4 separate regions of the Mus musculus genome follow, and regions 1, 2 and 3 are each linked to region 4. A link is a contact called in ENCODE Hi-C or POLR2A ChIA-PET data. All regions are on one chromosome and are shown on one strand. The core of a region is the stretch at or near the end of the contact, and the rest is flanking DNA. Distances in the headings are between cores, read along the strand shown.

Region 1 (2,758 bases), core at 159-2,658, 210 kb before region 4:
GCAGCTCCAAGTGAACAGGAGTGGCTGGCCTTAACTGAATACCACCAACAGCCACCAAGAGGCACTAGTTGCCACAGCCTAGGCTCTCAGAGCTCCACCTCCTCAGCTGCTACATCCTTTCAACACTCAGTAGAGAAATGGTCTCGTGGAGTGTTGAAAGCAGGTCCTCTGAAAACAGGACTTGCCTTTTGCTGGGGAGCTGAGAATCCAAAGTGACTTCACAGTTTACATGTTCATGGATTTATTTGAAAGTCTTTTGCTCTTTATGGCTCTTGTTCTCTCATCTGTGTGATGAGAGCCATGTCCACCTTTATGTCCCACAGATGAATTAAGTCATTCTGTGAAAGATCCACAAAAGCCCGTGGCCTCCCAGTTGATGGAAGTTGGATCCCATCCCTGTTTGGTCAGTCCACCCACTCCCCAGACAAGGTCAGCCCATCAAAAGGGATGAGGGGTTCCTTGCACTGAGTTAGCTGGCAGCTAGTAGAAATCTCAGAAACTGGAAGAGGCCTGCCTGGCTGTGGCACCCCTCACCTCAGGACATTCACCCAGACCAGGAGCTGGGGAGACCAAGTTACCTACAAAGCCTGGAGTCAGAAGCCCCCATCTCTCCTCAGAGGGAGCTCAGACATAGGATCTGGGACTAACCTAAAGGAAGAAGGCTTATAGGCAACACCATGTTGTTACGGTTGGCAAGCAGGAGTTGTGGGGGACAAATCTGGAGTTGTCTGGGGAGGGGGTTTTTGGGAGCCATGGGGTGAAGAAGGTCTTGACATGGGCGGACAGGGCAACAGAAGAGTCTGGCTGCTTTGTAGGAAAAGATACCCACAAGGAAAAGGGGGGGGGACGGGACTGGAGGTTGGGATTCCATAGGACACGTGGATGGTTTCTTAGGAGGAAGGGCATCAACGCGGGGTCTAGCCATAGGGAAAAGGCGTGGCTGCGGGTCTCCAGGGAAAGCGTACAAGGACAAGCGGTGCAAGACGAAGGGTGACGAGGCCTCCACCAGACAATGTACACTGGACAGAGCCGGCTCCACCGAGAGACCGGAGCTGGGCCATGGAGGCGTATCTAATGGGAGATCTAGTTGGCCCCGGGAGATTGGGGGTGGCGAAACCCCGAGGGCAGGAGGGTCTGGGGTCCCCGGCTCAGGCCCGGCCTCACCGTCAGACAGGGCCTCACTGCATTCGAAGCTGATCTCGAACCGGAAGGGGCTGTGGAAAGGGCTCGGGTTCTCCAGCACAGCCACATTCAGCACCGACACCTTGGCCATCACCGCGCCCGGGAGCCGCAGCTGCTGTGGAGACTTCTTCACAGTGACTTGCGACAGAGAAGAAGGGGGGGACGACAGGACGGAAACCTCCCTGCGTCTCCCAACTCTTCCCTCTGAAGCGCTCCTCCGCTCAGCGCGCTCCCTTCAAATAGCCGGCTCCGCCTTCCAGCCAATCGCCGCTAAGGACCGATGACGGCGCGAGCCATCAGCCAATCTCGAGGCGTCTTCAGGCGCGCGCCTGGACCCTCAGACCAATCAGAGAAGCTCCCTCTTCACGGGCCCCAGGAGGCGGAACGTTAATCTCTTAGCTTCGTAAAGGTCTATCGGGAACCAATCCCTGGAGTCTCCGACTGGAATAGCTCGCTCCGGGGTGGGCGGAGTTAGAGCGCGGAACTTCTCTTGTCCAATCCCAAGGGTTACCGCACCGGCATCCCCCGCCCCTCGTTCCGCTTTTCCGGTAGACGCACCTCACAGAGAGCAGCGCCACCAACGGCCGAACGGTGGCGCGCGACTCTCACTAAAACGCGCTGAGAAGACGGCACTCGCACTCGCAGTGATTGAGTATCGATCGTGGGCGTGGCCGTAAGCGGGTTTCTGAGACGTGATTGGCTATTATGGTGGGCGTGAGGAACGCCGGGCTGGAGAGCTGTGGAAATCGCACACCCTCACAGTGAAAAGCTTTAAGGAGGAGAGAGTGGCCTGGGCGGTTTAGGCGGCTGTCAGCAGGTGAGCGTTTCTGGGGACTACCCTGAGGGGTTCCTACCTTTGAAAATCATGGTCGAGGAGACTGTCGAGAAGGTTTAGATCACCCCTGAGACAAGATGGCGTAGCGATGAGAGGGGATACAGGATCGAGTCTCAGTCCGAAGGGAGTTCTGGTTCGTGGACAGACCAGGGTTTGAATCCTGCCTCTGCACTCTGTCTTTCAGCCCGGGCTCGGTGACGCACGCTTTTTATCCCAGCACACGGGAGGCAGAGGCAGGTGGACCTGTGAGTTCGAGGCCAGCCTGGTCTGCAGAGCAAGTTCTAGGACAGCCAGGGCTACACAGAGAAACCCTGATCCAAAACCAAACCAGTTAACTGCCGCTGTCTGTGAAACTTACCTTTTCTCCTTACTTTCTGGTTCTTTATACCCTGTCATAGCTTCTTACACAACCTTTACCAATCACATCTTTTAAAGGTTAAAACAAAATGGAAAGGTAGATGCGTGCCATTAATCTCAGGACTCAGAGGTAGGCAGACTTCTGTGGGCCAGCCTGATCTACACAGTGAGTTTGGGGAAGTAAGTAAATTAGTTTTCATACTTGGCCAATGCAAAAAGGCCAAGAAGCAATGAATATGATTTTTAATAGACACTTAACTAAATAGGACAAAAATAATCATTTCAAATATGACCATTCTAAAAACACCAATGAGCTATCCTGCACCTTTTTACTCATTGAGAAGTCTTTGGGATCCTGTATGTGTTTCACATTTCAAACAGGTC
Region 2 (2,818 bases), core at 242-2,741, 130 kb after region 4:
TCTCTGCAAGTTCCAGACAAGCCAGAGCTCCACCATGAGGTGCTGGAGAAATGGCTCAGAGCACTGGCTCATCTGGCAGAAGAACCAAGTTCAATTTCCAACACCTACATAGCAGCAGACCATGGTCTAACTCTAGTTCCGGGACCTTTAATGCCCTCTTCTCTAGAAGCATGTGAATGGTATACACATATACACGGAGGCACACGCTCAAATAAATTGAAAAACAAAGTTCCAGCAACAGTGAGGTCCTGTCTCAAATAAATGGTCACATTTTGTTCCTTTTGCATGTATTACTGTCAATGCCACGTAACACACAAACTTTCGTCCAGAGTAGCCTCAAGGCAATCCTCCTGACTCAAATACCCCAGAGGGGGGATTGTCACAACATCCGGTTCCTTTGGAAACAGGAGCTTATTACCCTGTAGCTCTGATTTGAAGCAAATTCACAGCGTTCCTAATTCGGTTTCCCATGTGGAGGTGTGAGCCCCCGCACTCTGCTCAACAAGTTTTGCTCTTAGTAAAAAGGCCACAGGAACTATAGCGGGAGGGATTTTATGTATATATTAAAAAGCTTGTTAGTCAAGGACGAATCTCAAGTCTTTTAACTCCCAATGGCAATAGGAGCAAGAAACACACTACTCCGTTTTACTTCCTGACAACATATTCGGTAGTAAGGCCTCTAGATCTCGGTGCGACCAGGTTTACGTGACTGCTCCATCCTCCCAGCTATGCTGTTACCATCTTACAGAGAAGCTCCTACGCACTGTTACCAAAAAGGCTCAACCCTGGGTGAGCGAACACTGAGCTTGCGGCTAGGAAAGAGAATCAATACTCGGGCAATTTTCATTCCCATCGCGACCGCCGCCCTCCATCTGCACCATTCCGGCGCTGTGCAGGCGACCGACCGGGAGGGGCTGCGGCAGACGTGCTAGAAGCTTCTGTGCCAGCGGCGCGCCCAGAGCTCCTCCTCCTGTCTGAGGCCGCGGATCAGAGGGTGAAGGAGGCGGCGCCGCCGCTAGATCCCCGGAATGCCTGTCCCCGGCCGAGGTCTTGGAGAGGCTCCGAGTGCCTCGGTTTCCCCGCCTGTCAAACGGCGGGTCACCCCGGCCGCGCGCACACGTACCTTCCTCTCCATAGCGGTCGAAAATCTCGCGCTTGCGCGGGTCGCTGAGCACGTCGTAGGCCTCGGCGATCTCCTTGAACTTCTCCTCAGCGCCGGGCTCCTTGTTCTTGTCCGGGTGGTAGCGCAGCGCCTGGCGGCGGTAGGCTCGCTTGATCTCGTCGTCGGACGCGCCGCGGGCCAGGCCCAGCGTCTGATAGTAGTCCTTGCCCATGGCCACCGCCGCCCAGCTGTCGCCGCCTCCGGCTCCGCTGCTGCCCCGTCCCGGACTCTATATACCCGTCCGGCGGAAGCTTCCAGATCCCGCCAGCCCTCCAGAACCTTCCGCCCCTCCCGATGCGCCGCACGACACCGGCCAATCGCTGCGGCCCGCTCCGTGACGCAGCACATCCGGGGTGGGACCCGGCTGCCAACGGCTTTCCGCGCGGGGCCACGCCCCTTCCCTCTCTACTCTGGTCAACGCCTTCCTCGGGCGCGCGCGCCGGCTGCTGGGGTTCCGCCTCCGTAGCGGATCCAGCCAATCGCAACCCTCTCTCTCTCTGCGGACAGGTGGAGGCGCGAAGAGGGGCGGGGCTACAGAGACGGGCCTCTCCGAAAGGCCGCACCCTTTCCCCCAGGTTATCGCCGGCTGGGAGGTTCTGCTGCGTGACTTGTGGTAGCTACCTGACAAGTACCTCTAAGCTTTCCTGCTCTAACCCAGGGATAAAAATAGGCACCCCGCCCTCTTCTGCCCGTAGCCCTTGGTTTTTCCCGTAAGGCCGTTACTGTAAAGCGAGGTGAGACTGGTCTGCCTTGGGCTTGCTGCAGTCGGGCTGCCTCTCCGGTTTATCTTACTTCCTACTAATTCCTACTGGGTTTAGCTCGCCTCTTGGCGTTCTGATACTTGTCACTTCCTTTGCCGTCTGAGTTTACCACCAGGGCTGCGTGATTTTTTTAAAGATCCACTGGGTGCTTCGTAAATATTTCCAAATACTTTGATATAGTATAGCTTTTTGCTTTTGGTTTTGTAAGTCTGGGATGATGGCGGTCAAGGACGGAGCTGAGTGAGGAAGAGGAGAGAGCTTCAGATATTGGAAGGCATAGAGAAGCTGGAATAGTCATTGGTGGTTCTTGCAGGGAATGGGACTGCCTGAAAGTGCATGAAAGACTGACTCTCATCCTAGCACTTTCTGGCTGTGTGACCTTGGGTTGGTAGAGTAGCTTTTCTGGTCTCAGTGTGGTCATCTGTACAAAGGGAATGGTCGTGGAATATGGTGAAGTTGACATTATTCTGCATTTGTTAAAGACAAGGGACAAAGGGTGTTCTTGAAAGAGATGATTAATCATCTTGTTTAGTGGACAACTGTTGACATTCCCTTTCTGGAAGCTCTGTAGGAGGAGAGTCAGATAACCCTTGCCCTAGGCACCCCTGAGAAAAATGACTTTAGCCTTCCGTTAATGGTATAGCTGTGTGTGGTGTATGTGTTTTGATTTTCCTAACTGTACTGACCCCATGAAAACCGAACCAGTTGAGCCCTGCCCCCCGCCTCCCCATGGATTTGGAGCTAGGGAACACTTGTAGAGAAAGTGTCTTTAAAGGTACAGAGACAGAGATAGTGAGCTGGCAGTGGTGGTGCATGCCTTTAATCCCAGCACTTGGGAGGCAGAGACAGGCGGATTTCTGAGTTCGAGGCCAGCCTGGTCTACAAAGTGAGTTCC
Region 3 (3,187 bases), core at 136-2,635, 160 kb before region 4:
CCGTGCTTAACAGGGTACCACTAACAGAAGATGTCTCACAACTGCACCAGGGTTGCCCAAAGCACCCCTCCGGGCTGAAACTCACTCGACACCCAGACATACCTCTCCCCATACCACCCCCAACCACCATTAGCGCCACTGCCTCCCAGAGAAAAACAAGCCATGTCGGGGGGGGGGGGGGGCTGGCCCAGCATCCTGCGGTGCCAGCCCCCCGACATGGCTTCTCTGGGGAGCCCGGGCCCGCGCGCTGCGCGCACACGCACCCTCTCCACTCACACCCAGACACCTACACAAACAGGGCGCCAAGCACCCGCGCGCACACGCACCGGGGACACGCAGGCACCGCCGCGCCGCTTCCCCACAAAGGCCGGCGCGCGCGCGGGCACACGCAGCCACGCGCGGGCACACTAGCGGTCCCCTCCCCCTGCAGGGCACCCTGCGGCCGCCCATCCGCACCCTCACCAAGCCCCCGGCGGGCGGGGGTAGGGTGCTCCCCGCCCCTCCCGCCGCGCACACCTGGCCCAGGTGCGGCGTGGCCTGAGGCTCCCGCACACTCACCTGTCCAGCGGCGCTTCGGGGTCGGCCGTGCGCGCTCCTCCGGCGGCTCCGCGAAGCCGGGCCCCCCGCCCGGCACATCTCCCGGAGCCCGGCCCAGGGGGAAGCGGGGAGGGGGTGGCTGAGCGAGGGAGGACTCCGTGTCCCTTCTTTCCTCCGGCCCAGCACCGCCGCCACCGACCAAAATTTAAAAGGGAAGGGGTGGGGGGGGGGAGTATAAAAAAAAAAAAAAAAAGGAAAGAAAAGGCGGATCGCGGCGCTCCGGAGGCGGCCCCGGCCCCGGGCGCGCGGGTCTGCGCCCCTCCCGGGGAGCGAGGCGTGGAGGCGGAGGGGCGGGGGCGGCGTCAGAGCTCGGGGGGCTGGGGCGAGGCGGAGCCCCCCGAGGCGGCGCCGGCTGCCCGCATCTCCCCCGCAGCTCCGCGGCCCCGACGGAGGCGGCACGTGTGTGCCCAGGCGACTTCCCAGCGCCCCCGGACGGCAGCGGGCGAAGGGTTAACGCGGCTGCCCGGGCGGCCGCGCAGGCCCCCGCCGCCCGGCGGCGCCGCTCCTGGGCCCGCGCGGCCCCATCCGCCGGGGCGTCTCCGGCAGACGGCGGGGCGGGGGCGTCGCAGCGCCGACTGCTCCCGCGCCGACCGCTCGCGCTGCCCGCAGGGGGCCGGAGCTACACAGCTGGAAGCAGGCGCGGCGGCGTTGCGCCCCCGGGGTGGCCGGAGCAGGGGGCGCGGGGCTGGGCCCGTGGGCACCGCAGGACTCGCGGAGCGAGCGGGCGCGGGGCACCAGCAATGACAAGCCGCCTGCTCTCGGCGCTGCCGGGCCCGCCGGCTCCGGGAGGGGGGCGGCGGACAAGCGCAAAACCTGGCCTGGACTACCCGCCGGGGACTAGTCTCCGCAGCCCTCCCGTGCGCCCCGAGGAAGGGCCCGGAAACCTGGCCTGGAGTTCCACTCGCCTCCCCCAAGGAAAAGTGGGCAGAGGGAGGCGACGCGCTAGATCCCCCTAGTTGGGCTGGGGGGGGGTGGGGTGCGACGGGCGGCAAGAAAAAACGGAACGGACTCTGCAGCCGTGCTGTGCAGAAAGGCGCCTAGCCGGTGAGGGGTAAATGGAGAGCTGTGCAAGGACTGCGCAAAACCTGGTCCGGATTTGGCAGAGAGGGTAGGGACGGGAGGGGCGCGGTGTGGGGGGGTAGGAGTGGGAGGGGAGGTAGCTGCGACAGGGCCAGATGCACTCGAGGCACGCAAATTTCGGTCCGGATTCTTCCAAGGGAGATGGAGTAATGCGTCAGGCCTGTGCGGTGGCAACAAAAAAGACCTGGACCAGAGCGTCTCCCACCCGGGATTGCAGGAGGGCCGGAGGGAGTGCTGCTTAGTGACTGACAAGAGCGTAGGCTGTCCCCCATCTTCCTAACAGCGACGTGGGGTGGGGAGGGACAAAATGAGGGCTGGACTGAGGTATGGAAGGATCCCGCGCGCTGGCTGCAACAGAGCCGGCAGGTAAAAGCAGTATCTGGATCCTGGGTGATGCGACAGGAAGGGGATGTGGTGTGGATCCCGCTACCCTGGGAGACCAGACCTACAATAAAAAAATAAATAAATAAATTAATTAAAAAAAAAAACGAGGGAGGGACGCAAAGCCAGGACTGGAGCGTAGGTAGGATGGGATGAGAACAGCCCCCCTCCCCCAAACAGAAGAGAGAGCCTTGGCAACCGGACAGGGTCCTGGAGCTGACCAGGCTGCAGGAGCGGAGGAGAGGTTAGTATCTATAAACGCCTCAAGCGTCTGGTTTTGGAGGGGGTGGGTAGGGAAGAAAAAAAAAATTGAATTTTAGGTTGATGGCGAGAGCAAAAGCCCGGTGCAGATTTCCACAACGTAAGAACTACACTGCAGGTGATGGACTCGGAGAAGTAGGGCAGCGGATCGGACTTAGATTCCTAGGCTTTGGACTTAGTGAGTGAAGCCAGAGGCTGGGTTCAGCCCCCCAGCTACAGATGAAGCCTAGGATTGCTTCTCTAGATGGGAAAGGGGGTCGACCTGGCCCAAATATCTGGAGCCAAAGCTACCACTGCCTAGACTTATAGTTTATTTGTTTTTTTGGTTTTTTTTTTTTTTTTTGGTGGGGGGAGGCTATAAAGCTGAACCCGGGGCCAAAACCAGGCACTTAAGCAATATAGACAACTCAGTGCGGGGGTTGGGGTGTGGGTTCAGGGGAGCGGAATCCAGAGAGGTAAGAACAGAGCTTGGAAGCTGCCGCGCTGAGAATCCGTTTTACGAAGGATGGGTGCAACTCTTAAGATTGATGGCTGAGGAGAAGCAAAAACTGGGCTTGGATCCTTGGGGAAGGGAATCCACCCAAAAGCAGCCTAAATACCGAATCCGGCAGCTTATTCAAGTTCAACGTCCAGCTGAATGTTAGCACTGCCTTAGGAGTGCAGATAAACCCTGATGTGGATTTTTCAGAGAATGTGATGTGCTGAGGTTAGAGCAGGAGGTGTGGGGTGGGGTGGGGGATGGGGTGGGTTAAAAGTCCATCTCAGTGTGCATGGAAGGTGCTGTTCTGCCTGCTGAGTGGGTTAAAGTCAGGAAAAGGTTTGAGAGTGGAAGAACTTGGGTGGGTCTTGAATAGGAACAAAGATTATC
Region 4 (3,116 bases), core at 416-2,915:
TTATTTTTATTCTTTGTTGTTTTGTTTTTGAGACAGAGTTTCTCAGTGTAACAGCCCTGGCTGCCCTGATTCACTCTGTAGACCAGGCTAGCCTCCAAATCACAGAGATCCACCTGCCTCTGCCTCTCAAGTGCTGGGACGAAAGGTGTGCGCCACCATGGCCCAACTTGAACCCAGAATTTACTAAGGTAAAAGGAAGGCCTGACACCCCTGGTAGTTTATGCCTGTGATCCCAGCAGGCTTAGGCTTTGGAGACAGGAAGTCAGGAGTTCAGTGCCATCCTAGGCTACATAGAGTTGAAAGACAGCCTGGGCTGTTTGAGACCAGACCGTGTTTCAGAGAAAAAAAGAAAAAGAAAATCAATATTTTGAAAAATCACTAGATGTGTCTGAGAATGTAGTTCCCTTGGTAGAGTGCTTGTCCAGCATACACAAAGCCTTGGGTTTGGCATTCTTCCCGCCCCCAACACACACACATGAAAAGAAACCATAGTTACACAAGTAACTCAAACAGGAAGCCAGTGTACATCACATGACTCTCTATAGACTGTGGCAAGGTCAGTGCGTGTAACCAAAAAGCCCTGCCGTGGTAAGCCATGTCCCGTGGTCAAAGCTCTCTCTTCCTCTATTTTAAGTCCTTATTACGTTTTTTGTTTGTTTATTTGTTTTGGCTTTTTGAGACAGGGTTTCTCTGTGCAGTCCTGGCTGTCCTGGAACTCACTCTCTAGACCAGGCTGGCCTCGAACTCAGTAATCCGCCTGCCTCTGCCTCTCAAGTGCTGGGATTACAGGCATGCGCCACCACTGCCCGGCCCCTTATTACGTTTTATTTATTGACTTGTTTATTTAGTGTTTGGGTTTGTGTGTGGCACCGTGTGCCCGTGAAGGTCAGAGGACAACTTCCAGGAGTTGGCTCTCTCCTTCCATCATGGAGGTCCTGGGTATCAGAAATCAGGTCGTTAGGTTTTGGGGCAAGTGCCTTTACCCGCTGAACCATCTTGGTAGCACTTCCCTCCCCCACTTTATTATTTTTTATTTTTGCGATAGACTCATGCTTCGTAGGCCTGGCTGGCCTGCAACTCTTAAGTGGCCAAAAACGGCCTCCGGTTTAGCCTCTGCTTTCCAGAGAACGGTATTAGTATAGGCCAACGCAGCCATGCCATGACCCCTTGTCTTTTTGGGCAAGGTCTTTTGTAGCGCGGGCAGGCTTCAAAAGCGACAAAACGGAGGATGAGTTGAACTCCTGATTAGTGCTGGGATTACAGGCTAGCGGTCCTCTGCCGGCTTATGTGGCTTTGAGGCTAGACAGGGCCTCGGGCAGGTTAAGCAAGCACTGCGCACACTGAGCCGCATCTCCAAACCTTGATGTCTCTCGTTCCTGGACAGTCAGCCCGGCAGGACCCTCAGTCCTCTTCTGGTTCTTATTTGGCCCCTGGCTTCTCTGAACTTCAGTTTCTCTCTTGGAAAAGAAGCCGACAAGTCCTGCTGATGGGAAAGGCGAGGGTCGCCCAGGACATCGTTCGGGTGGGAGCTCCACCCAGCTCTGTCCGATGTGCCTGGTCCCCGTCCCAGGACGCCTGAACCACACCACCCAGCTCCCCGCGGGGGCGGGTGTCGGAGCCGCGCGCGGGGGGGGGGGGGGAGGAATGTTGCGTTTGTTCCAGACGCGGGCGCGCGGCGCGCCCTGGGTCTGTTTCCCCGGCACTTTCCTGTTACTTTCCAGCGGGGAGGACAGTTCCGGGGAGGGCCCTGCTCACGCCCGCTGCATAAAAGCCCAGCCCAGCCGGCCGCCACAGCCCTCTATCAACCCCAGACGCTGTCCGTTCCGTGCCGCGCCACCATGAGGGGCGTCAGATGCCCCGGCCTGCTTGGTGAGACCTCGGGGTTGCGCGGAGCCGGGAGGGAACTCGCGGGACGTGGCCAGGAGGGGCAGGGACAGTCGAAGCCGGCGCACCTGTGCGCCCCAGAGGGCTCTCCAGGGGGTGTCAGATCCTAATGGGCTTGAGTGTTGCCAGTTTGGAGACTAAGAGGGAGAAACTGAGGCACGGGGGCAGTTAAAGAGGGTAACAAAGCAGGCATGGTGTCACAGGGCATTAGGGAGGCTGAGGCAGCAGGGTCACCAATTTCAGGTCAGCTTGTGCTACACAGCAAGACCCTGTCTCAAAAGAACAAAAGAAAAAGAAATGCAGGCTAGAGGCTGGGGTGGTGCCGAGGTCAAGAGCATTAAGAGAGGACCTGGCTGGGTCCCAGCACCTATATGGTGGCTCACAAGTGTCTGTAACTCCAGTTCCTGGGGATTCACACTGTCTTCTGCATCCACGGGCAACAGACATGCAGTGCACAGACATACATGCAGTGTACAATAATACATGCAGTGCACAAACATACATGCAGGCAAAACACATACAGTTTAAAAAAAAAAAAAGCTAAAAAGAACTGTAGGTTAAAGTACACTTTGCAAACTGTTGCCCAAACAGACGCTCTCAATGTGAAGAGAAACCCACGTGAGGGTGCCCATTTCTTCGAGGGTGGGAACTCCCCCTGCCCCAGTCTGTCCCCTGCTGTCTCCGTGCCAGGAACAGGCAGAGAATCTCCTTGGGACTTGTCTGGGACGGAGCTGCTGGCTGAAAGGAACTTACCAGGCTGTGGTTTGAACTTGGCTTTCATCATGACTTTCCCGCCCCACCCTGGGTGCCTCAACCGTTGTTTGATGGCTAAGTCACCTAAGTAACTTGACAACAAACAGTGAAAAAATGGAACGGGGCACCAGCTGGAGTTACCCCAAGATATGGAACTTGGGGCACAAACTGGGGTCACCCTAACCACAATGACTGGCCTGAGTGCTAGTGACAGGTGGCAGGCAGCTCAGTAGCCATGGACCTAGAACCAGGAAATAGAGTCCCAGGGTGTCACAGTTGGTGGCAAACAGCTGCAGGGGCCTGCCTGGCTGTCACTAAGCTGGGTCACAGTGACTTTGGGCTGCACTTTCCTCCTCTGTAAAATGGAACAAGACCAGCTGTATTTTACCATATTGTTTCAAGGGCCAAGAGTTTGTGTACAAACTTTCTGGTTTACAGTTTGAATTAACTGAACATGTGGGTGTGGTGTCTGTGTCTGC

What was found. Hi-C counts contacts between places; a loop is a spot of excess contacts on that map. ChIA-PET counts read pairs that join two places held with the same protein, here RNA polymerase II (POLR2A).
Region 1: POLR2A ChIA-PET joins it to region 4 with 18 read pairs in embryonic stem cell. The contact joins the promoter of Asf1b here to the promoter of Adgre5 in region 4. A Hi-C loop is called at or near these places in 8 of 37 maps with a recorded cell type or tissue (adrenal gland, heart and left cerebral cortex). POLR2A ChIA-PET finds 5 or more read pairs at or near these places in 4 of 5 experiments (Patski and embryonic stem cell).
Region 2: POLR2A ChIA-PET joins it to region 4 with 13 read pairs in embryonic stem cell. The contact joins the promoter of Dnajb1 here to the promoter of Adgre5 in region 4. POLR2A ChIA-PET finds 5 or more read pairs at or near these places in 4 of 5 experiments (Patski and embryonic stem cell).
Region 3: a loop to region 4 is called in a map of CH12.LX, with 2.7 times the contacts of the local background. The contact joins the promoter of Adgrl1 here to the promoter of Adgre5 in region 4. A Hi-C loop is called at or near these places in 4 of 37 maps with a recorded cell type or tissue (CH12.LX, T-helper 17 cell and v-Abl transformed pro-B cells). POLR2A ChIA-PET finds 5 or more read pairs at or near these places in 3 of 5 experiments (Patski and embryonic stem cell).

Annotation. Positions count from the first base shown.
Region 1 is chr8:83,954,344-83,957,101 of GRCm38, reverse strand. It overlaps Asf1b (anti-silencing function 1B histone chaperone), which reads right to left and starts at 1,408. Exons shown (of 4, transcript NM_024184.2): 1 at 1,165-1,408. The coding sequence starts at 1,273. Gm10644 (predicted gene 10644) reads left to right here and starts at 1,769. Exons shown (of 5, transcript NR_169070.1): 1 at 1,769-1,999.
Region 2 is chr8:83,606,848-83,609,665 of GRCm38, reverse strand. It overlaps Dnajb1 (DnaJ heat shock protein family (Hsp40) member B1), which reads right to left and starts at 1,491. Exons shown (of 3, transcript NM_018808.3): 1 at 1,124-1,491. The coding sequence starts at 1,334. Gm42029 (a long non-coding RNA gene) reads left to right here and starts at 1,816. Exons shown (of 3, transcript XR_878996.2): 1 at 1,816-1,896.
Region 3 is chr8:83,898,296-83,901,482 of GRCm38, reverse strand. It overlaps Adgrl1 (adhesion G protein-coupled receptor L1), which reads right to left and starts at 1,385. Exons shown (of 23, transcript NM_181039.2): 1 at 559-1,385. Gm26721 (predicted gene, 26721) reads left to right here and starts at 1,756. Exons shown (of 4, transcript NR_166528.1): 1 at 1,756-2,302.
Region 4 is chr8:83,739,860-83,742,975 of GRCm38, reverse strand. Adgre5 (adhesion G protein-coupled receptor E5) reads left to right here and starts at 1,665. Exons shown (of 20, transcript NM_011925.2): 1 at 1,665-1,869. The coding sequence starts at 1,839. It overlaps Gm46046 (predicted gene, 46046), which reads right to left and starts at 1,690. Exons shown (of 2, transcript NR_168527.1): 1 at 1,360-1,690.